Regions from separate parts of the Mus musculus genome. Here region 1 is linked to region 2. The links are chromatin loops, found by intact Hi-C in ENCODE. Cell type or tissue: left cerebral cortex. All regions are shown on one strand. Links, peaks and the distances in the headings refer to the core of each region. The heading gives the core; the rest is flanking DNA.

What was found. Peaks named below come from ENCODE experiments on the same cell type or tissue, not always from the same donor. Only the 100,000 strongest peaks of a DNase experiment are listed, where the experiment ranks them.
Region 1: a loop joins it to region 2, with 1.9 times the contacts of the local background. A loop is called at or near these places in 4 of 42 quality-filtered maps.

Annotation. Positions count from the first base shown.
Region 1 is chr1:54,871,335-54,878,357 of GRCm38, forward strand. The region is part of intron 1 of Ankrd44 (ankyrin repeat domain 44); the gene reads right to left. Among named protein-coding and RNA genes, the nearest start is that of Ankrd44, 52 kb to the right of the region's middle. In left cerebral cortex, for the core only: no CTCF peak of the experiment used is centred there; no DNase peak of the experiment used is centred there.
Region 2 is chr1:54,923,053-54,930,075 of GRCm38, forward strand. Ankrd44 (ankyrin repeat domain 44) reads right to left here and starts at 3,335. Exons shown (of 28, transcript NM_001081433.3): 1 at 3,088-3,335. The coding sequence starts at 3,114. In left cerebral cortex, for the core only: a CTCF peak has its summit at 3,411; DNase peaks (open chromatin) are centred at 2,651 and 3,278; H3K4me3 peaks cover 1,645 bases; H3K27ac peaks cover 973 bases.

The DNA of each region.
Region 1 (7,023 bases), core at 1,389-6,388, 51 kb before region 2:
CTTCACACTGCTGAATCCTTCTTAAAAAGTCACCATTCCAGGGCCGGTGAGATGGCTTGGTTGGTAAAGATGCTTGCCACAAAAGTCCAACAACATGACCTCAATCTCCAGAGCCCCAATGCCTAAGTTTGGTTTCTGTTGCTCTGATAAACACCATAACCAAAAGAGACTGCAATCTATCTTTGCAGGAAGCCAAGGCAGGAACTTGAAGTAGAAACCACAGAGGAAATATTGCTTATTGGCTTGCTCCCTGGCTCATGTTCAGCTACCTTCATTATACAGCCCCAGCCCACCTGCATAGGGTGGCACCACCCACAATAGTCTGAGCCTTCCTACATTAATTAGCAGTCAAGAAAATTGATATGCCCATAGGTCAATCTGATAGAGGCAATCTCTCATCAGAGCTTCCCTCTCCCCAAGTGTGTCAAATTGATAAAGAAGATTGACCACCTCAGCACATAAGGGTAGAAAGAGAGAAATGACCTAAAAGAGTTGTCCTCTGATCTCCACATGAACATACAGTGATAATCAATAAATTTTAAGCCACCATCCCAGACAACACCAGTGAGGAACACTTTAGGGGGCAGAGGCAGGCAGATTTCTGTAACTTTAAGGCCACCCTTGTCTACTTAATAAGCTCCAGGTCAGCCAAGAGTACATAATGAGGCCTGAGGGAGGGGCTTTTAGAGAACTGAAGAGACAGGAAATCCAGTGTCTCAGATTTGAACACAGCTTTATATTAATACCAAAATAAATAAATACAACAACATTTTTTTATAAATAAAAGAAACTTGAATCTTAATTTAAAACAAGCTTGAACTTCATCAAACATCATAACCAAAAGCAAAGCAATTTGGGGAGGAAAGGGTTTATTTCAGCCTATAGCTTACAGTCCTTCACTGAGGGAGGTTAGAGAAGAAACACCAGTCAGGAAATGAACAGAGGCAGTGGAGGAATGTTGCTTACTAGCTTGTCCCCCATGGCTTGCCCTCTGCTGGGGAAGGGGGGGGAGCACTACCCTCAGTGGACTGGGTCATCCCACGTCAATGATAATCAAGAGAACACCCTCAAGATTCTGTCCAAGCAATACAATGGAGGCATCTTCTCAACTGTGGGTCTTCCTGCTATGTAACTCTAACTTGTATGAAGTTGACAAAAAAAAAAAAGCTAACCAGGGTGGACATGGACCCTAAATTTACTTAGTACTAACTCAGTCTGCTTAAGTTAGTGAGGCTTTACCAAAACTAATGTATTAAGACATGAGTTAAGGTCACAAAAACCTACAAAGAGGATGGTTGCTATCTGTGTGGGGTGATGTAACAAAATACCTCAGAGTGGGTAATTTTATAAACACAAAATGTCATGGCTCTTCCTGTTATCAGTTTCAGGGAAGATGAAATTGTCTTTTCTAAATAGCAAAAAACAAGTCTACTAAGAGAAAAATCTGTGTGACTTCCATTACACAGATTTAACTGGAAATTGAAAATAACACTAAAAAAAAAAATCCCTTTTTTGTTTCCTTTTTTAAAAAGAAAAACACTTTATAGAGAAAAGGAAAAAAAAAAAGTCATGGCTCACGGCTCTGGAGCCTGAGAAGTTTAAGAGCAAGGTGCCAACAGATACCGTGTCTGGTAGTGGCCCCTCTCCCCATTCTCCATGCATCCACACATGACCAAGGAGCCAGGCTGTCTCAAGTGTTTTCCACTGGGACCCAAATCCCATTCATGAAGACAGAGCTCTCTGATCCCCTCCACAGAGGCAGCACTTCATGCCGCCACAGTGCAAAGGAACTTTCAACATTGGAATTTCGGGCATGTACAAATTTGCGAACCACAGCAAGGAGATGGGAAAGATGTACAGCCCCCAAATCAAGGGGCTGATGATCAAACAGCTTTACTAACAAGCATGGGATTACTTACCGTGTGTCAACGAGGAATACAAACATACAACAACACATACAAAGACCCCCATCTTAGGCTAAAACACAGGAAAGTGGCTTAGCATTCCTCACAGATCTAAGCCATTCTTCCAAAGCAGGAAGAGATGAAAAGTAACATTCCTGGTTGTAATTGACAGAAGGAGCAGCTGCTGGCAAAGTTTCAGGTCTTGTGACAGCTCGTGTCTACAAGAGGAATTTTTAAATAAAGTAATTTTCAAATGCATCGACAAGACTCTCTTGAACAACTCACATCAGTATTATAGAGGAAAAATGTGTACCTCACAGAATACAATTGACACTTACAGCAAAATACTTCCTATTTCTTATTAACTTGGTAGCAGGTGTCACCAGCCAAGGGACTGTGGGGGATACATACAGGAGCAGTGACTGTTATTAACCTCCCTCTTGCCTGTTTTTCATGCCCCTGATATAATTCGATAATAACCTTTTCTAGTCATTGTTACCAGGGTGGGAAAGAACTGCAACACAAGACCATGCATGTCTGACACTGGAATTCATACATCCATCAAAACCATTGCCAAAACAATAGGAAATCAAAAGCTGGGGAACATTACAAAATCCCAAGAACAACTTACTGGTCACCTTCTACCACAGTGAACCCAGGCAATGTCGAGTTTCGTCTTGACACTTTAGCAAAGAGCCCACCCTTCCTGCAGAACAGGCATGCTAACCATCTCAGTCATCATCTGACCCAGGTTGACCTGTTATATTCTCTTCCCAGCAAAGGCACATGTATGTGCGGCAGACTGTGGGTGGCCAATCCTGGAGGGATATACAGGAGGCTTTCTTTCAGGAAAAAAAAAAAATCTATGAAAAGTTTGTTTTTCAAAGCAGATAAAAGCTAAGACAAGATTTCACCTGATTGAAGTAAGATGTATAGATATGAAGCAGAGAGAGAAGTCAGGGAGGGAACGTCATCTTGGTTTCTCCCTCAAAGCCCGACAACTAAGGTTCCACTGCCCAGTGATGAGCAGAACACAGTCACGTGGGGCCCTGATATGAGCCAGCATTTGAAGAACGTGGAAGGAAGGATAGAGATCCACCTGTAATCACATAAATGCCTGCATCCTGCCTCAAATGACGCTGCGTTTCTCAGCTCAGCCTGTCAGACAACCCTCCAACTGGGGCTTAAATTCTGAGTGCCCACTGCTGCTCAGGATCCCATTTTCCAGAAACACAAACTTACACACAGAGTGGGCTGGTAACTTGCTCCTGGCTCTTCCCACAGTACAACAGGCCCTCCCATATATCAATTATGAATTAAGAAAAAGCCCCCGCAGTCATGCCCACAGGCCAATCTGATGAAGGTAATTCCTCAATTGATGTTCTCCCATCCTAAGTGACCCTACTTTGAGTCAACTTGACAAAAACTAAACAACACCCTTGTTGCGGAGGAAGAAGATTCTCTGGACAGAATAGTAAGAAACTTAAGACGGGGTGCCATGTGATATCCACAGATACTCAGCTCTGTGTGTGAGAGTTGGTGGAGGCACTGGGGTTGAATACAAGTTTTGCTTTTTGGGAAGACTACTATTTTTATCCGGTGTGGAGAGTTAACTCTACTAGACATATAATAATGTAACAATTTTAATATGTTAACATGGTAATTTGGAGATACACACACACACACACAAGAAATGATATAAAGATCACTTTGGTTACCAAAATACTGCTAGAAATGCAGTTGACAGGGAATTTTTATCAAGTCACTTAAGCTTCCTGAATAAGGCAGGATTCTGTCTGTGGAAGAACCGGACCTTTGCAATTCTGTCCACTCGGTATGATGCAGAAGCCAGTGGCCAGCAGCATTCAAACATGCCACTGGGAATCCAGTGTTTTCTACAACAGAGCAAAGAAAAAAACTTCACTTCCTACTTACCTTAGATATGTAATTTCAGCAAACTCAGCCACTGAAACACACAATCTCTTCATCAGCTGCACTAAGGTTTATTTTTAAACACATAGTCAAAATATTTAAGGCATTCTCTTACCACAGCTGCAGCTGGGCCATCAATTACAGAGCTAAGGTTTACATTCGTTCTCACCAAAATGCCTTACACTGTTACAACATTTATTTTGAGAATATTTTTTCTGCTGATAATTAAAGCACACAAGCTCCTCCATACTGTAGTTTTATTACGGTGTAGTTTCAAAGAATGTCTAGGTATAAAATACACGACCCATTACTATTTAAGGTTAAATTTCAAAGTATTATATGATAAGAAGTTTATATTTAAATAAAAAGACATTCCAGAAATATGAATCTATTCTGAACTAACTTTTTCTGATGGCATAGTTTTTAAAATGTTGCATTAATTAATTTAATTAATAAAAACTATTCCATTAGGTCTTGGAAAGATGTCTCAGCAGTTTAAGGCACTGGCTGCTCTTCCGGCAGACCTGGGTTTGGTTCCCAGCACCCACATGGCAACCCACAGTCATCCATAACTCAAGTTCCAGGGAATGCAATGCTCTCTTCTGGCTTCTTCAGGTACCGGGTACATACATGGTGCACAAACATACATGCAGGCAAAGCATCCATACACATAAAATAATTATTAAAGTACTACAGTAGACCATGTCAATCAAACATTCCTGGGGTAAGGTATTGTTGCTACAATAACAGAATAGTCAACTAAAATTTACCTAAGCAACTTGGACATTTCTCTCTTGAGAGGCGAGCCAACCCAGGCTCTATGATGTCCATCGGAGGTCCAGACTCACCCACCTTCTGGCTTTATAGTCATGGTTGATGACAACCGTCCCCTTGTGACTCAAAGATGGCTGTTAGAAGAACACACCATCACACACAAACGTCCAGTGTAGACGAGCTGAGTACAGAGATACAAGGGTGACCTAAGTCCCTCTACTTCTCTCTTGGTATACAGGATAAATATCTTTCCCAGCAGACCTCAGCTGACTTTCCATTAAGTTTCATGGACCAGAACAGAATCTCGGGCTCATTTCAGAGCAATTTGAAATAAATGAGAATAGGATGGTCACAATTAGCAGAGAAACCTTGTTCATTCCCTGGGGCTTAACACATTACAACTAGATGTCTGCAGGAGTCTGAGTTCTGTTAGCAAGAAGAAAGGGAGGAACAGCAATTCAGAGCACCCCCGCCCCCGCAGATGGTATAAAGAGTAACTTGTACTGTTGTACAGAGTATACAATAAAGTGTATTCTTATATACCAAATATGTATTATCTCATTTAACTATCACTAGCTTGGGACCATTATCATATCCATTTCTCAGATGAGAAAACTGAGGCATGGAGTGGTCACAGAGCTTTCCTGAGGTCTGTACCAAGGAAGATATATAAAGAGAATTAAAAGGCCGGGAGCCAGCAAAAGTTAGATTTGAGCAATGTGACTACAGACCCAGCGGACTTTATGGTGGGCCTTTAAAAATATCTCCTAGTAATTATTGTTGAAGTATTTTTGAAGGTTTTCCTCTTTTTTAAATTTTTATCTTATGTGAATATGCATTTTGCCCACATGTATGTCTGTACACAATGTATGTATATGCTGCCCACATAGGCCACAGGACAGTGTTGGATCTCCCTGGAATTCAGAGTTACAGATATTTGTAAAGTGACACGTGGGTGCTGGGAACTGAACCTAGGCCCTCTGCAACGACATCAAGTGCTCTGAACCTCTGACTGTGTCTCCAACATCAATTTTGAAATATTTTTAAATCCACAAATATTGCTAAGAATCTAATTTTTTTTTACTCTTGTAGAACGGGGGCACAAAGCCAGGGTCTCGTTCATGCTAAGCAGGGAGCCTAGCAATGAGCTGCACCCCAGGCCTACATGTGCATACACACAGCTAAATCATGATAAAGATGTTTGCTTCGGAGTAGTTTGGTGGCTTGATACTAGGGACTGAACCTATTGTATGCTAAGCACCTGTTCCTACACTGAGCTACATACCCTCCATACCTGACTACAGTGTTTGCACTTGGATGGTGCTTTCTCCCAAGCCTTCTCTCTCTCTCTCTCTCTCTCTCTCTCTCTCTCTCTCTCTCTCTCTCCCCCCCCGTCACTCCCTCCCCGCCCCTCATTCTTGATTGTCCTTGTAAATGGCTGAAAAATATTTTATATATTTTATTTACCCAGTGTTGGTCAGCTGAATTCTTTAAAATGTTTAGCATGAGAAATAAAAACGCAACAGTACCTTCACTCTTATAGCTTTCTTGTTGAGGTTTTCTTTAGAATAAGTTCCAAAGAAAGGAGTTACGAGGTCAAGGGGGCTGCACTTGGATGGCGTCCTTTATCCAAGGCCAATTTGCTCTCCAACAGAATGAAGCTAATTAACTCAGCTGCCAGAGATGTAAGAGGCTCCCCGCTTTCTGACGTCACCCCAGCTTCCTTTTATCCGTATTTGCATGTACTCGATGACCGTAATTTTGCTCCTTTAACTTCTTTGCAGTGTGGTGGGATTTTTCTCTGTGCACGTTGCTGAGGGTTTTCTCCAGTGGAAGTCTGAGTATTCTTTGCCCATAATTCTTCCTGAGTCTTAGTCCTGTTGTGATTCAGAGATTTCAAAACAATGCTGGCATAATTTCATTTCTGCAAACTGCTTGAAACTGAATGAACGGTTGCTGCTGACAAGCACTGATATAGACCCATACACTGGGATACACCCAAAGCCCAGCTGTTTCCTCCAACCTCCTAAATTTCAACAACTGAGGCAGGAATTTCAGTCTTAGTGTAGAATTATGAACAAGGATATTTTCAGTGCTGTGTATTTGCATCTCCACACTGGCTTTTGCTTTCATGGTCACTCTACACATGGGGAACTATTCTGGGATAATTGCCATGGTCAGGCCTGTGCTTTTATCCTGAAATTGCTAGGTAGGTATGAAAATCAGAAGCAAACAACGATATCTTCCTATTTTGTTTTTTTGTTTGTTTGTTGTTCAAATTTTAAAAATAACTCAAAATACAAATTTTTAAAAAAAGAGGAGAAATAAAGCACACACCATAGCCTGCGCACACCATAGCCTGCAGTGTTTAGACTCCTCCACTGTGTCTATTTTTATTATATTGCTGTAACCT
Region 2 (7,023 bases), core at 677-5,676:
ACCCCCGAAAACCCGGCTCTGTAACTTTGAAAAGGTAAGTGCCAGACTAATATGGCAGTACACTAATAATCTCCACATACTTTACCTCTATTCGTAAGGAATGCACCCTAAAAACTCAACATAAAAGTTCAACTCTAAAGTCCAGTTGCAAAAGGCTGCATGACTACTTATTATAAGCTAAACACATTGCGTTTGCATGTGATGAAACGTTCTTCAGCCTTATGATTATCTCAGTTCTCCCAAGATGTCAACAAATGTCTTAATGCCCACATATGAGGAAATGGTTATCTTACTATATTAATTGCATAGATAAATAACAATGTTGCAGAGGGTAACCAACCAATTCCTCCAGTTGCTAGGAATTGTCCCAGCTTTACCATCACATGCTGGGAAACCCCTCAGTCCTGGGGGGTGGGGGGGGAGAACGGTCCCCAACATACTTCCAGAAAGAAAAACAATAGCAAGAGGACAGACAGACAAATGCAGAAGTGCTAAGTGTCAGGCTTGTTCGGCGCACAAGCTCCCAGTTCCTTTTCACAGTAGAAGACTAAAAACCACAGCAGCCTCTCCCTTCCCCCTGACTTTTTAATTTTCCCAAAACAAGTTAGAAAAAAATCATAACCCTTCTCTTGCTGGACTCAGAGGTCAATGAAGAATTGGCTGTCAAAGTGATGACCACAGCCACCCAGCCAGTTCCAGCCTTCAGTGTCAGTAGGACAGAAAAAGTCATTGATGATAACCTCTCACTGCGACTACATCCAAGTTATCAGCAGCCGGAATGTGTCCTCAAACCAAAAATCAAAGAGCTGTGGCCAAAAAACTCAAGATCCGCCTTCCAAACAGGCCATTGAACAGACCAGAGAAGGATGAGGAGATGGTCACAGCATCCCTGGGGAGAGAGCAAGCTGATCCACCTCAAGCTGAAGCAGGGATTCCATGCAGGTGCCTCCCCACCCACAGTGATGGGGCAAAGCTCTTCTGGGAGGAGTTTAATCCACAGGTTGTTAGCATGAGTAGCTGAGGTTAAAAGCCAACTTCTAAGAAGTAAGATTCAAACAAAAAGTAAGACTATATAAGGCAAGAAGAACACACTTCCTGGACCTAAAGAAACACAGAAACCATCCTTGCTCACCACTGCACCCCACCCCACCCTACCACCACCACACCCCATCTTCCTCTGGCTTTGTCCCAAGATAGACTGGTGGTTTTTAGGTGTTCCTGGATCACAGAACTCCTTGGCTCTTTCTATATGTCAGGAGATGGAGTCAAATGAAGGTTTTACCTCTTTCTCCCCTGATGGCAAGTGAAGTTTACAAACAGAACAAAGCGGGTGTGTTTAGAAAGATTTCCAAAGACAAACATCTTTGAAACCCTTGCTCTGAGAAGCCGGAGAATAACTTTCTGTGCCCCCAAAGCCCAGTGATACCCCCTTCACCAGGGCTGGGGTGTTTGGGGGAAGAAGCTCCTTCATGCCCTGCCTCACCACATCTGCTGAAAGGAAGAAGAGATATCTCAGGGCCTCCAGAGCAGCCTGGGAGGTGGACACCGCCAGCAGACAGCTGAGGCTCCTGAGGAAGACTCTTGCTTTTCCCAGTCAGCTGTTTTACTTAGAAAATAAGGAACTCGGGATAAATGATTAGCATCTTTCTAAGTAAAATTCTACACCGAATGCTTTCCTATGTCTAACATACCAATGCCTACTAGCACCGTGTTGTTCTACTCGACTCTGCAGACTTAGGAATTAACAAAGTAGGGGAATGTGTACCATCATCGTTGACAGGACTCTGGACACAATACAGCATAAGACTTAAAATAAGCAGATGTCTAACAGTTGGCAAAAATTGGAAACAAAGGGTAGAGAAAATCCTAATATCAATTTACAAGCACTTTAAATGCTCAGTAGCCAACGAGGAGGGACAGGTTCACACAATTAACAGCTGCTCTCCCTGCTAAATTTAACAGAGTTTTTAACTCAGTGACTTCTGAACCAAGGCGGGGAGGGGAAGAAAGCGGGGCTGTAAATACTTAAGGAAAGCAAGCTGAAGTAAATTTAATCTAAAGGGGCAAAACAAACCATTGTGGCTCACTACCGCAAAGGTTGCATTTAAGTTGCAGAATATTCTGGCTGAATTCTAACTAGCAAGACGCCAGATGCAACCTATTAAGAAGTTGGAGGTGCTTAATAGAGGGGACTGGCCTGTTTGACACCATGTATCAAAGTCAAGATCGCCTCTTCGCTTACCAGGCCCCCAAAACAATGTTCATTTCAGTGTAGATGCATAAACCGGGACGTTTCCCCCCTTTTCATGTAAAGAATTGTGAGGTTTTGTTTTGTTTTGTTTTGTGTTTCAGGCAATTTAGTTGGACTTCCCGTGTGTGTCAATGTCCAGACCTGTAGCAAAGACTGTCAATCGGATTCAATAAATAATTTCATGGCTTCAAGCTGAACTCTGGGGCTGCCGGGTGTGATGTCTCCGTCAAAAAAGCAACAAAGCTGAGGGGCACCAGCGCCTGCGAGCTCAGCCTGGGACCTGACTCCATCTCCTATTCGGAGACCTGGGCCGAGAGCTCGCGTCTCTCTGCACCCTCAATCCCACATCCCACACCCAGCCCCTGGGCAACTAAAGAGGAAGTCGGGGTGTCCTATCCAACCGATGAAGATAGCCTATTGCACGGGAGCGGGGATCCCGGCCAGTCTCTTGCCTGACGCGGGAGAGGTCTGGGGAAGCGGGGCTGCGAGGCTGAGATCCTCTCTCCCGCCGTCCACCTTCCTCCTCCTGAGCCCACGGGCAGCCTTCCCCCGAGCACCCCCAGGCTGACTGCTCCTGAGTGCACGACGCAGTCCGAGGCTCCCCTCTCCCGGTGCGGCTGCGACCCGCGTTCCCCGCGTCCGGCGGCCACTCCCGCATCTCGCCGACCCTCTCCGGCCGCGAACGCGCACTTGCGACGGCCCAGGGCGGAGACTGCGCGGGAGCCGAGCCCCGCGGCAGGCCGTGCACGCTCAAAGGCTGCGCGTAAACAGCCCGGGGCGCGCTCCGCTCGCTCGGCGCCCGCCGCGCCCCCTTCTCCGCTCCCCGCCGCCCCTACCTGCTCGCAGAGTTTGAGCACTGCCATTCTTCCTTTCCCGCGCGCGCGCACATACAGCTCTCCGCTCCGCAGATGTCAACGCCGGGAGCCCGGGGACGCGGAAGGGACGGCCCGGGAAAGCTCCAGGAGCTGGGCTCGCGAAGGTGACAGCCCCGCCACTGCTCGGCCGCCGCCGCCTGCCTCTCAGAGCCCAGCCCCGGCTCGCGGGAGTCGCAGCCCGGCCCGCCCGCCTTTATACAGGAAGTGCCGGCCGCTGCCAGCCGGGCCGCCACTGACATCACCGCGCGCTGCCTCGCGCCGCCCGGGCCGACGCTGCCTCCTGCCGCCCGCGGCGGCTCCTCGCAGCCCTCGGCCCCGGCGCCCTCCCACACCTGCACCCCGCTCCGCCAGGAGCCAGCCGAAAGGGGAGGGGGCCTGACGCTGACCCTCCCCAGCAATCCCACCCACGCGCACGCCACCGATGGGCAATCCCTCGCCGACACACCCCAGGGGTCCAGAAAGCTTGCTACTCACAGGCCACCAACTTTCACCCTGCAGACTGTGTCACACCCCCTTTCCCTAAACCTCTTCCCTAATCAGATTGCTCCGGCGCTCCGAATTTCTGCCACCTAGGCGCTGGGCTGACAGTCTCTTTGTTTAATATAAGGAGGCCATGGATGCGTTGTTGAGTCCAGGGTTTCTCTAAACATATAGCGGTGGGAACGGGAGCTGTGACCCTCCGGTCACCTCCTAGTTAAACCACACACTACCCTAACTTGGTAGCCTAGGCTTGGGACTGAAGGTGAAACTGAGTAGGAAAAAAAGAGTCCTACTAAATTACTGCATTAAATAAGTCCTAGCTGATTTATTCCTACAAGAGTAAGTTGCATGCTGCCCACTTTCCACCCTACACACACAGAAGACAGCTGTCCGACAGATTAGGCTTCTAATACAGAGGTAGCAATCCGTAGTAAGTGTTGGTATTTCTGCGATCTGGAAAAGCACTTATAAATTCCGGCAGTGACTGGGCATGGAGAGAAATGGAGCATAAGCAGGTAAGATATTCTGCTGGCTAGTTTTTACCTCTACTTGACACGGGCTACAGTCATTTGAGAAGAGGGAGCCTCAGGTTTGTTTGTTTGTTTGTTTGTTTGTTTGTTTGTTTTTTAAAAAGGCTCCCACCAGATTGACCCGTGAGCAAGCTGGTAGGGGCATTAAGAAAATTAATTAAGAAAAACTGATGATTAATGTGGTCGGGGTCAGCTCTCTGTGAGTTGTGTCACCCTGGGTAGGGGTAATCTTGGGTGTATAATAAAGCAGACTGAGCAAGCCATGAGCACCAAGCCAGTAAGCAGCACTTCTTCCTGGCATGTGCTTCAGTTCCTGCTTCCAGGTTCCTGCCTTGCGTTACTGCCCTGTCTTCCTTCAGTGATGAACTGTGATGTGGAAGCGGAAGTACAAACAAATTCTTTCTTCCTCAAGTTGTTTTTGGTCACTTTTCCTTTTTTTGTCACACTAGAGCCCGTAAGTAAGACAGGTGCCTACTCTCAAAGGGCACTCATATAAACCAGATAGGCATTGCAGATTAATATAATTCCAAACCGAAATAAAGGATCATAAGGAGAAGTATTTAGGAAGCAAAAGACCAGACTAAGCTGGGCGTGGTGGCGCATGCCTTTAATCCCAGCACTCGGGAGACAGAGGCAGGCAGATTTCTGAGCTCGAGGCCAGCCTGGTCTACAAAGTGAGTTCCAGGACAGCCAGGGCTACACAGAGAAACCCTGTCTCAAAAAAACAAAACAAAACAAAACAAACAACAACAAAAAAAAAAGACCAGACTAGACCAGTGGCTAAGGGCAGGCTTCCTGAAAGAGGGGAAAGCTGAGACCTAGAGAAGAAAGTTAAGCAGGGAAGTGAGAGATAGCCCACACCCAAGAAGCCACTGGTACCCCTAGCAGGACCTTCGGGACTGTTGAACAACAAATCAGAACTACAAAGGGCCTGGTTAAGATCAAATGCCTGCCCCACACCTGCCTCTATAGTTCACTCACAAACCAGCTGTAGGTTTCTTCTTCCCCATTGTCAGTGCCTCAACGAAGATCTCATAGGAGAAGGGAGCTCCAGCAGTCAGGTAGCATCCTGGCCTTTATCCTCAACCCACTCTGGCTGGTGAAGCAGCTAAATCCCAAAGCTACTCCTACCTATCCTAGACACTGTGATTCTACTCCTGCAGTAAAGGGGGCCCAAGGAAGCACCATCCAGGGTCTCTGCGGCCACCAGTGAGAAGCAGACACACATACTCCAAAGTTGCTGCTCCTAAGACCCTTCTCGGTGGCTTGCTGCTTGTGTGAAGCACCTCTTCATGCTGCCTTTCATCAACTTACTAGTATCTTACATAGATTTGTAAGCAAATGGACAGGGAATTCCCTGGCTAGATATAAGCATATTTATAAAGAGAGATAAAAAATTATGTACGTTGACAGATTCACTCAAGATCTGCTTTAGGTCACCGTGGACATGCATATGCATGAGTTCTTGAGTCAGAGTCAGTCCCCCTACCCCCCTACCCCCTCTTTTTCTGAGTTAGTCTCTTGCTATAATGCTGGCAATCTGGCCTTGAACTCTCTCTCCTCCTATTTCTACATCCCAAGTGTGAGCCGCCACAGCAGGCTGTAACCCTACCAGACATTTCCTCTCATAGAAATAATTAATAGTGCTTTAGCATTGCCTTCACTTTCCTGAATGGAAATTCAAGCATAACATTATCTACTTACACAAATTTATTTTAAAATTCAATATCCTGCTTTAATTAGGTAAGAAGTGAAAAAGAAATGCTGAATAGTTCAACAACTAAATGATACATACGCCCCAACCCTGCTAGAAGACTAAGCAGTAACATTATGGATACATTGTGGTCAAGAGCACAATGTGTAGTACAATCCAAATGTGCAGTTTAGCAACTCAAATGTCAAGATCAGAGAGCCCACAATCTCATTACTGTAGACTAGGTCAGGAGTTCAAGGTCATCTCAGCTACATCAAGTTTAAAGCCAGCCTGACCTTGTTTCAAACCAAAAACAGCCATGAGCTGACTCTCTAGGTAGAAACATTTGCCCTGTGAGCCTGAAAAGTACCAGTTTGATTCCCTGAACCCACATAGCAAGCCAGATGTGACACAAAGTAATCCAAGAATGGCCATGGTAATCAAGCCGGGTGAAGACAGGAGACTAGGCCAGCTAGCCCAGAACACACAGCATAGAAACAACAGATCCCACCTCAGGAAAAAAAAAAAAAAGGTAGAAGGAAAGAACCAATTGCCCAAAGTTGTCCTTCACCTTCTTTACGTGTACCTTACCATGCATGTGTATACAAACACACATATGCTGTGAGGTGTTGTGAAATTTGAACAGGCCAAGTGTCTAATAAAAAGAAAAATATAGGCTAAAATAATTAACTTGAGTGCCTTTCTAGAGAGTCAGGACTTACTTGTTCGTGCGTCTTTATACATATATGTATATAAACATATACGTCACGATTCTGTAAAATATATTAGTCAGGGCAACAGCAGAAAAACTCTGTAATGTATGTATATGGGGCTGCAGGCTTCCACTGAGCTAGCTCCCTGATTCCTGCTGTACTGAGAAGCTGGGGGTGGCAGTACCCAAATGACATTGGCACAAACACATGTTCATGGGCAGCAGAGACAAAGCAGCACTTAAACATTAGTAGTTGGCAGGATATCAAACCTAACAACTAAATATGTGGGAAAACTTTGCAATGCTCGTGGGCCTGCCACCTGAAACCTGGCTGTGGCATCACAACCGCGTCCTCCCTCTCACCCCGACTCTTACTGACCCAGGTCACAGGTCACAGACACTGAACCCCTTGAAAGAAGAAGTTAGTCCCCTTCTGGAGCACTCTACAACACTGCCATAAATATATGCTCAAATTCTCCTCA